Linked DNA regions of Homo sapiens: region 1 is linked to region 2. The links are chromatin contacts, found by Hi-C in ENCODE. All regions are on one chromosome and are shown on one strand. The core of a region is the stretch at or near the end of the contact, and the rest is flanking DNA. Distances in the headings are between cores, read along the strand shown. Region 1 holds the start of MICU1 (mitochondrial calcium uptake 1). Region 2 holds the start of EIF4EBP2 (eukaryotic translation initiation factor 4E binding protein 2).

What was found. A loop is a pair of places that touch in the nucleus more often than their neighbours do. Pooled maps may share reads with other maps.
Region 1: a map of CD8-positive, alpha-beta T cell shows a loop between it and region 2 (30-fold over the local background). The contact joins the promoter of MICU1 here to the promoter of EIF4EBP2 in region 2. A Hi-C loop is called at or near these places in 2 of 168 maps with a recorded cell type or tissue (CD8-positive, alpha-beta T cell and naive thymus-derived CD4-positive, alpha-beta T cell) and 6 of 50 pooled maps.

Annotation. Positions count from the first base shown.
Region 1 is chr10:72,623,431-72,627,867 of GRCh38, reverse strand. MICU1 (mitochondrial calcium uptake 1) reads left to right here and starts at 1,789. Exons shown (of 12, transcript NM_001195518.2): 1 at 1,789-1,858. RefSeq lists enhancers at 1,785-1,934, 1,485-2,022.
Region 2 is chr10:70,401,767-70,406,308 of GRCh38, reverse strand. EIF4EBP2 (eukaryotic translation initiation factor 4E binding protein 2) reads right to left here and starts at 2,164. Exons shown (of 3, transcript NM_004096.5): 1 at 1,763-2,164. The coding sequence starts at 1,907. RefSeq lists silencers at 1,863-2,072, 2,103-2,292.

The DNA.
Region 1 (4,437 bases), core at 540-3,039, 2.2 Mb before region 2:
ATGGTCTCGATCTCCTGACCCGCCCGCCTCAGCCTCCCAAAGTGCTGGGATTACAGGCGTGAGCCACCGCGCCCGGCCTGAATTACATCATTTAAGAGTGGAAGCCTCAGAGGCCTTCAGGTCAGGTCTATGTCCCGCTACTGCATGTACTGCATTACCTAGGGGTGTCAGCCTGCTTCCCTATCTGCAAATGAATAAAACAGTATCCATCCTAGAGTGGTTGTAGACAAGCACTGGGTTGTATGTAAAGCGCTAGCACAGAGCCATGAACACAATCATCTATTGTACTTAGGTTAGTTGGGTCTGAGAAGAAATGGAGAAAACAGAGTTGATTCTGCTTACTTCACAATTTACCCCAGGGATGGTTTTGTTGGCTTTGTTTCCATGGTTGTTGCCTTTTCCACAGCTCTGCTACGTAAATTCTTGGGAAAAAAAAATTATTTGAAAGTTCTCTGGGACCAGCGAGGTGGCTCGCACTTGTTAATCCCAGCACTTTGGGAAGCCGAGACGGGAGGATCGCCCGAGGTCAGGAGTTTGAGACTAGCCTGCCCAACATGGCGAAACCCCGTCTGTACTAAAAATACAAAAATTAGCCGGGCGTGGTGGGGCGTGCCTGTAATCTCAGCTACTCGGGAGGCTGAGGCAGAAGAATCACTTGAACCTGGGAGGAGGATGTTGCAGTGAGCATCACTGCACTCCAACCTGGGCGACAGTGCGAGACTCCGTCTCAAAACAAACGAACAAACAACCAACCAACACCCCGCTGCCCCCCCCCCAAAAAAATTCTCTGGTATTATAGTCATATTTCCATCCTATTTCCACAGCAGGGGTGAGGATCCTTTGCCATCCCATTTTTCTGATAAAAACACCTTCTTCAGCCGGGCGCAGTGGCTCACGCCTGTAATCCTCGCACTTTGGGAGGCCGAGGTGGGCGGATCACCTGAGGTCGGGCGTTCCAGACCAGCCTGACCAACATGGAAAAACCCCGTCTCTACCAAAAATACAAATTAGTAGGGCGTGGTGGCGCATGCCTGTAATCCCAGCTACTTGGGAGGCTGAGGCAGGAGAATCGCTTGAACCCAGGAGGCAGAGATTGCAGAGAGCCGAGATCGCTCCACTGCACTCCAGCCTGGGCATCAAGAGTGAAACTCTATCTCAAAACAAACAAACAAACAAACAAACAAAAAACACATTCTTCAAGGGAAAACATGTTTTTAAGTGGCTTCTAGAGATTATAAACTCTGCAATAATATTAGTCTGCAAATAAAACACCTGACAAAATCATCCACCAGAGGAAGTGGTGAGGGTTTCTAAATCCAAAAAAGTCTCAAGGTTATGAAACAGGAACATTTAATCTCTGAGAAAACCTAAACGGAGTTGGAAAGAAACAATTTCCAACTCACTGTGGTCCAGTTTTCTTTTCACGAACTCCTTTTTGCTTAGCCAACATAGCCAACACGAAAACGGGTACCGAGGAGGTGTTACAAGCCACAGTAAATTTCTCAACAGATTCCTATGACCCTTGTGGAGGGGAAAAAAACCAGAAGAAATGCCCGAGAGCTTCTGGGAGCTCTCCAGCTTTCCCGCCTAAACGCTGAGGGGAGTAAGGGGGAGTGACGGGGCTAGGGCGGGGCCCGAGGCTGGGGCGTGGCGCGTTGATTTCCCCGCCCCTCCCCGTTCCTTTTCCTCTGTGCCCCTCCCACACGCCTGTCTCCACGATCCCGACAGGCCCAGCGGCTAGGAGAGTCACGTGAGAGTGGGCGGAGGGGGTGGAGGTTTGTCTCCGCTGTTTCATCTCTATGGCTGTCAGAGGTGGGCGGCTTTGACCGAGAGGCTGCTGGAGCTCGTGTTTGGACGCGTGAGTCTTGGACTCTGGAGGGTATAAGGAGACAGCAATTTAGGGAAGGCGAAGGGGAAGGGGGTTGGCGAGACAGCCTTAGGGAACTGGGCTTCGTGGCTGGCCGTTTGTCCGCCCCGGGCATCCGGCTACTTCTCGGGTCTGGCGGGATACCTGTCTCTCCCTGATGCGCTCAGCTTTTGGAGAGGAGTCCGTAGTCTTGCTTGCCTCCCGTCCTCCACTTTCCTTCACCCCAACCCGTCCCTTCTCCCGTCCCGGGAGAACTTCTCCCAGTGCCGGGTTCGCAACTTGGCGCCGACGCCCCCCTCCTCACAGGCGACTGGGACACTCTGGTAGCCTTGACTGGCTCTCCTGGAATTTGTGGATGTGGTTAGAAGTGGGTGCGGGAGTTCACAGATGGATTTCTAATACGGAGAAATATTAACCACTGAATCGAAATAAGTGGAAAATCAGTGAGGACTCAAAGGAGAAATACAAAGTGCAGGCTACTCGGACTGTTCAGTTTTTATCTTTTCCAGCGCCTTCCCGTTTTCATTACGTTCTCCCTGTTTTGTTTTCACCGTCGCATTCTGGCCGGCCATAGGCTGTTTTGAGAAAGAGCTAGATGTTATTGACTCTATGTGAATGTTGGGAGAACAGTTTAAAACAAACTGTTCTTCAAGTTGCCTTCTCTGTAATCTTATGGTTGATGGTTTCTTTACCTTCCAATTTTCCATGTCTTAAAAAATACGGTGGCCATTAGTAAATATAAGTAGAATAAATATCTTATAGCTAAGGGACTAGAGTAAAATATTTTATTTTTCCTGTGGTACCTTAGAAACGCCCATTTTCTTCCTATTTATCAATAAATGTTTCTATCTCACTTGTTTGGGTGGCTTCTTTGATATGCCTTTGTTTATATTAGAACATCCCTTTGGGGCACGTAGGGAAGTGATCGAGCAGTATAAGAAAGGAGTTTGCATTTCATGAGGTGAAACAAGTTCGGTGTGGATAGCTGTAGGAGAGTTTAGGTTTCATTGGACCATATGACAAATAATAAACGTCAGTATCTTGAGACAAAGGTGTTGGCCAGAATGACCCACCTACTGTGTTTCTGGTGTGGACCAGGTAATGAGCTTTTTGAATATTGCCTTATCCTAAAAACTTTAGAACCCATTGCCACTTGTCTGTAGGAAGGTGGCTTTTGCCTCCAGCTACTCTTTGTCCCAATCCTTGGTTTGTCCCTGATTGTCTCTTCCACTTAAGAACATCACTCTGGCTACCTAATATATCAAGCAAGTGTCTCTGACATCTTCTGAGTGTCCTTACTGAGAGCCATAAAACATAATATTAACAAAAAGTGAATATTCTGGAGTGGCTTGTGTGCCTGAGGAGAAAGGGAAAGAATGATAGAAACTAATAGAAGCTAATAAATGCAAGAGAACAAAAGTGTTTATTGCTGTCTTCCTTTATATTTACTATATTCAGTAGATTGTTTACATTCCTAAGAAGTGCATCTTGAGACTAACTTTCCTGTGTTTAAGAATAAAACAGGCTGGGTGTGGTGTCTCAGGCCCATAATCCCAGCAATTTGGGAGGCCGGGTGGATCCCTTGAATCTAGGAGTTTGAGACCAGCCTGGGCAATATGGCAAGACCATCTCTACAAAACACAAAAATTAGCTGGGCGCATGCCTGTAGTCCTGGCTACTTGGGAGGCTGAGACAGGAGGATGGCTTGAGCCCTCGAGGTTGAGGCTGCAGTGAGCTGTGATCGTACCATTGCACTCCAGCTTGGGCGACAGAGCGATACCCTGTCTCTTAAAACAACAACAAAAGAATAAAACGATATGAAATTTCTCCATAATGCAATATTATGCAAAATAATTATAATTGAAATATTTAACTGACCAACTCCTTCAGATCTTATGCTATTCAGAGTTATAGGACTAATATAATTGATAAAGCTTTTTTAAACCCAATTTTGCCACCTTCAGTCTTTAAAGTTAGCTTTATCTCTTGAGCCATTTTTACAATGGCTGCAGCACTTGCTGAACATTAACCATTTTTTCCATATGCAGTTGTTTAGTGTATCCCTTTTAAAATAAGAACCAGTTTTTAATTAATTAATTAATTAATTAAATGGAGATGGGGTTCAGCCATTTTGCCGAGGCTGGTCCTTTTGTTGAGGGGTGGGGACGGAGTCTCATTCTGTTGCCCAGGCTGGAGTGCAGTGGTGTGATCTCGGCTCACTGCAACCTCTGCCTCCTGGGTTCAAGCAATTCTCCTGCTTCAGCCTCCGAAGTAGCTGGAACTACAGGCGCGGCACCACATCTGGCTAATTTTTGTATTTTTAGTAGAGATGGGGTTTTACATGTTGGCCAGGCTAGTCTCGAACTCCTGACGACCTCAGGTGATCCACCTGCCTCGGCCTCCCAAAATGCTGGGATTACAGGCCTGAGCCACCACACCTGGCCTACCCAGGCTAGTCTTGGAACTCCCAGACTCAAGCGATCCTCCCGCCTTGGCCTCCCAAAGTTCTGGGATTGCAGGTACAAGCCACCATGCCTAGCCACTAGAACCAGTTTTTTTAAAAAGGTTTA
Region 2 (4,542 bases), core at 915-3,414:
CTGCCAAAATTTTTCAGGATTAAAAAGCAAGATCTTGGCCGGGTGCAGTGGCTCACGCCTGTAATCCCAGCACTTTGGGAGGCTGACGGGGCGAATAACTTGAGCCCAGGACGAGCCTGGGCAACATGGAGAAACCCAGACTCTACCAAAATACAAAAAAATTAGCCAGGCGTGGTGGCACGTGCCTGTGGTCCAGCTACTCAGGAGGCTGAGGTGGGAGGATCGCTTGAGCCCAGGAAGTAGAGAGTGCAGTGAGCCGAGGTCGTGCCACTGTACTCCAGCCTGGGCGACAGAGTGAGACCCTGTACCATGCTCAAACACGAGTTGGTCTTGAACTGATCATATCGGGGGGAGATTTCTTCCATGAGTTAAGCCACCTAAGAACTCCACTATTCTGCAAAGTTAACATTTCCTTAAACCCAGCTCTCCATATATATTACTGAACTTCTGCCTGGGTCATTTAAAAAGCCTTTCAAGGCAGCCCGCCCAGCCCCCAGAGCGGCCTGGCTGAATTTCTCTGTAAAGCTCCCTCCTAGATTTTATCCCTTGGTGTTGGCAAGAAGGTCTCCTTACTCCACAGGCCTTGCTATTGTGCAACTGATTTAAGGATGGTCCAGGCCTAACTGCATCGGATTGGTTGTAGTACAGCTCCTGAGCCCTGCCCACAGGAACAAGGCTAGCAATCCTCTAGACCGCAGGAGCTGCGAAGTCCCCACCCTCTAGCAAGAGGCCACCCCAGCACCAAAAGAAGACAAAGTTCTGAAGTTAAAAAGGAGGCCCCGTTCCCTTCAATAAGGCTCCTCAAAATCGCTTTCCAGGCTCCTCCCTCTGGAGGACAGCCCAGTTAGGGCACAGACAACCTTTGAGCTCTCTTCCCGTGACCAAGCTTCACCTCTACCCCAGTATTACTTATTTGTAAACAGTTCCTGGTCATGCTTTGAAAAGCAATGCCAGGGAACCACCCTCTCTCTGGATTGCCTCTCTCTAGCCCCTTCCACAGGATCAAGCAACCACCCCACCCAACTGGGGTGTCCTTGACAAAGGTCCTTCAATCCATTTCCAAAGGCGTCGCTGCCGAAAGACACCCTACCTTAAGGCTGTCAGCACCCTACCACCCCCACCTACTTTCCCTTGGCTATTACTTGAGCTTTATTTTATCACGCTCTCCTCCCGGCCTGGGGACTCCCCTCACCCGTGGGGCCTCGTCCAGCAAAGTAAACAATGCTGTCAAAGCGGGATAACGCTGGGCGAGGCTTCCAGACTCCGCATTCCAGCCTCCTCCCGGTGTTCTAAAAGCAGCAAAAACAAGCCATCGCAGGATGCCAGGGCCGAATTCCTCTCCCAAAGTTCTTTTTTAAAAAGCCCCGGAGCCAGCTCCAAAATCAAGCATTAATTTGCACAATCTACGACAGGCAATGCAGACTGTAATGCAAGGCCAAGTGGAGCCAAATCCGCCCGGGAAGGAGGCAGAGAGGAGAGAGAGAACTGGGTCGAATGCGTAAGCCTGCCACGAAGCGGAAACAAGAGCTCTTTTTCGCGACAGGACAGCCACATTCCCGAGTGGGGCGCGCGCCGACTCGAGCTGCGGGCAAGAGCGAACACGAAGTAAAGGGTCCCGAACGCTCGGGCGGGCCCAAGGGCAGCGTCCCCGGGGCTTCGGTGGAGCTGGGGGCGGGGGCGAAGCGGCCGGGCACCGAGGCGCCGAGGAGTTAGAGGACCGCGGCGGGACACCGGGCGCGGCGGACGGCTGGCCGGCGCTCACCTCCCGGTGTGGTGGAGAAGAGCGTCCCCCCGGGCGTGGTGCAATAGTCATGAGGTAGCTGCGCGGCGTCGCTGATGGCCACGGTGCGGGTGGGGATGGCGCGGCTCTGGCTGGGCTGGTGGCCGCTGCCGGCTGACGAGGACATGGCTGTGGGCGCGGGCTCTCGGCTTTGTCCGGCGGGCAGGCGGCGGCGGCGGGGCCGGGGCTGCTTCGGCTCCTCAGGCGGACGGAAAAGCGCGCTCTGCGCGCTCCTCGCTCGCTTCCTCCCGTTCCCTCGTCCCGCTCCGCTCCCGCCGCCGCCCTCTCAGCCGCCGCCGCCGCCGCCGCTCGATCCTCCGGCCTCAGCCAGCAGCCTCAGGAGCAACAGCAGCGGCAGCAGCGGCGACGACGACGACCGGAAGCGGGCGAAGGCGGGAGCCAGAGGGAGTTGGGGAAGCTGGTCGGCCGGAGGTGACGTCGCCGCGGGGCGGGGCGAGGCAGTGAGGGGCGTGGCTGAAGTTGTTGAAGGGGGCGGGGACGAGGGGCAGGGCTGAGGAAGAGAGTGGCTTAACCCCAGCGAGCGGGAGAAGAGCCAGAGGGAGCGCGAGCTAAGTGTTTGTGAGCCTGGTGAAGGCGGACAAGGAAAACTTTCTTCTTATTGTTTGTCATTGTCGGTTAACACCACTTTACTTGAGCAGACTTGAGTTTCTCATGCATTCCTATGCATTAAAAATGTAATTTTACTTTTAATTGTTCATTATTAATTCAGGCACTACATGCACGATGTACTGTATTTTAAAAATCAAACAGAGCAGAAAGGTTTATGGTGCCACTTTCTCCCAGTTTCCGAACTCCCCTCAACCGCTGTACCAGTTAATTGTGTATCCTTCCAAAGACCATCACTATATACACACATAAAGCAAGATCTAAACATTAGGAAAAGGAAGAAACCAAGAGCCACTCATGGCAACAAGAATGAGTATTATTGTATTAGAGTTAAAATGAGGCACAGGAGAGGGCTTAGACCATGAGGTACCTGAAAAATCTAGATCTGGAACTCTATTCTTTCCTCGAGGGGTTCTCAAACTTTGGGTCTCAGTACCTCTACATTCTTGAAAATTATTGAGGATTTCCAAGAGCTTTTGTTTGTGTGGATTATATGTATTGATAATTATTGTATTAGAAATTAAAACTGAGCCGCTGCTGATCACTAGTGGGATTGTACCTGTGAATAGCCACTGCATTCCGGCCTGGGCAACAGAGTGAGGCCCTGTCTCTAAAAAACAACAACAACAACAACAACAAAAAACAAATTAAAACTGAGAATGTTTTAAATGTTTATTAATTCATAAAATAATAACCTATTACATGTTGACATTATATTTTTTAATTATCTAAAACAAATAGTGAGAACAGTGGCATTATTTTATATTTTTGCAAACGCTTTAATATCTGGCTTAATAGAAAACAGCTGTATTCTCATATCTGTTTCTGTGTTCAAGCTGTTGTAATGTGTTGATTCAACTATATGAAGAAAACCCAGCCTCACACAGGTATGTAGTTAGAAAAGAAGGTTGTCTCAGATCCCCGAGGGGCTCTCCAGATCACACTTTGAGAACCGCTGCACTAGGGCAGCACTACTTCTGCCCACAACATGCCCAAGGTGGGACTGGGAAGACACTCATGGGTAAGGCCAACATAGCTACCATCATTCCCATTTTGCAAATGAGAGAAATAAGGGTAAGAGAGGTTGAGGGGAAAACAGCTATTGCTTCACTGCTCAGAGGGTCAAACAGGTGCTTGGCAAGAACATAGACAAAAGAACTTACAACAGCCCAGGGCAGGCCAGGGCATTACATGGTACTGATTTTGTGGTGAGTGCCCCAAGAATCCAGAAAAAAAAGTCCCCTGCCTGTCCTGCCATCTGGAAGCTGCCAGAGTTGCAGAGGGCTGAGTTTAACCTTGAAAGACTCTGAGACTTTGGACATGCCAACAGAGACACTTCTAGTGGAAGGAAAGGGGAAGATACTAGTTTACATTTGTGTAGAGCTTACAGTGTGTGGTTGATAAAGTGCATCAGTCCAGTAGGGGCACAGTAACTCACACCTATAATCTCAGCAATTTGGGAAGCTCAGGTAAGAGGATGGCATGAAGCCAGGAGTTCAAGACCAGCCTGGATAAAAAAGCGAGACCCTCCTCTCACATTTCTACAAAAATAAAAATAAATAAAAAATTATCCAGACATGGTGGTGTGCACCTATAGTCCCAACCTACTCAGGAGGCTAAGGCAGGAGGATCTCTTTAGCCCAGGAGTTCAAGGCTATAGTGAGCTACGATTGTGCCACTGCACTCCAGCCTAAAAAGACCCTGTCTCTAAAAAAGTTAGTTAATTAATTAAAAAATAAAGTGCATCACTCTTTGAACTGTCTTTATTTACAAATTTTGGGGGTGTTCTGGGGACAGTGAGGTGGGTCCCTTCTGGCCAGAGCAAAGGGTAAAGATGGCACAAAAAAGTTAAGCTGGGCGCAGTGGCACACGCCTGTAATCCCAGCACTTTGGGAGGCCGAGGTAGGCAGATCACCTGAGGTCAGGAGTTCGAGACCAGCCTAGCCAACATGGTGAAACCCCATCTCTACAAAAATACAAAAAAAAAAAAAAAGTTAGCCGGACGCGGTCGCGCATGCCTGTAGTCCCAGCTACTTGGGAGACTGAGGCTGGAGAATCGCTTGAACCCTTGAGACAGAGGTTGCAGTGAGCCGAGATCATGCCACTGCACTGCAGCCTGGGCAACAGAGCAAGAC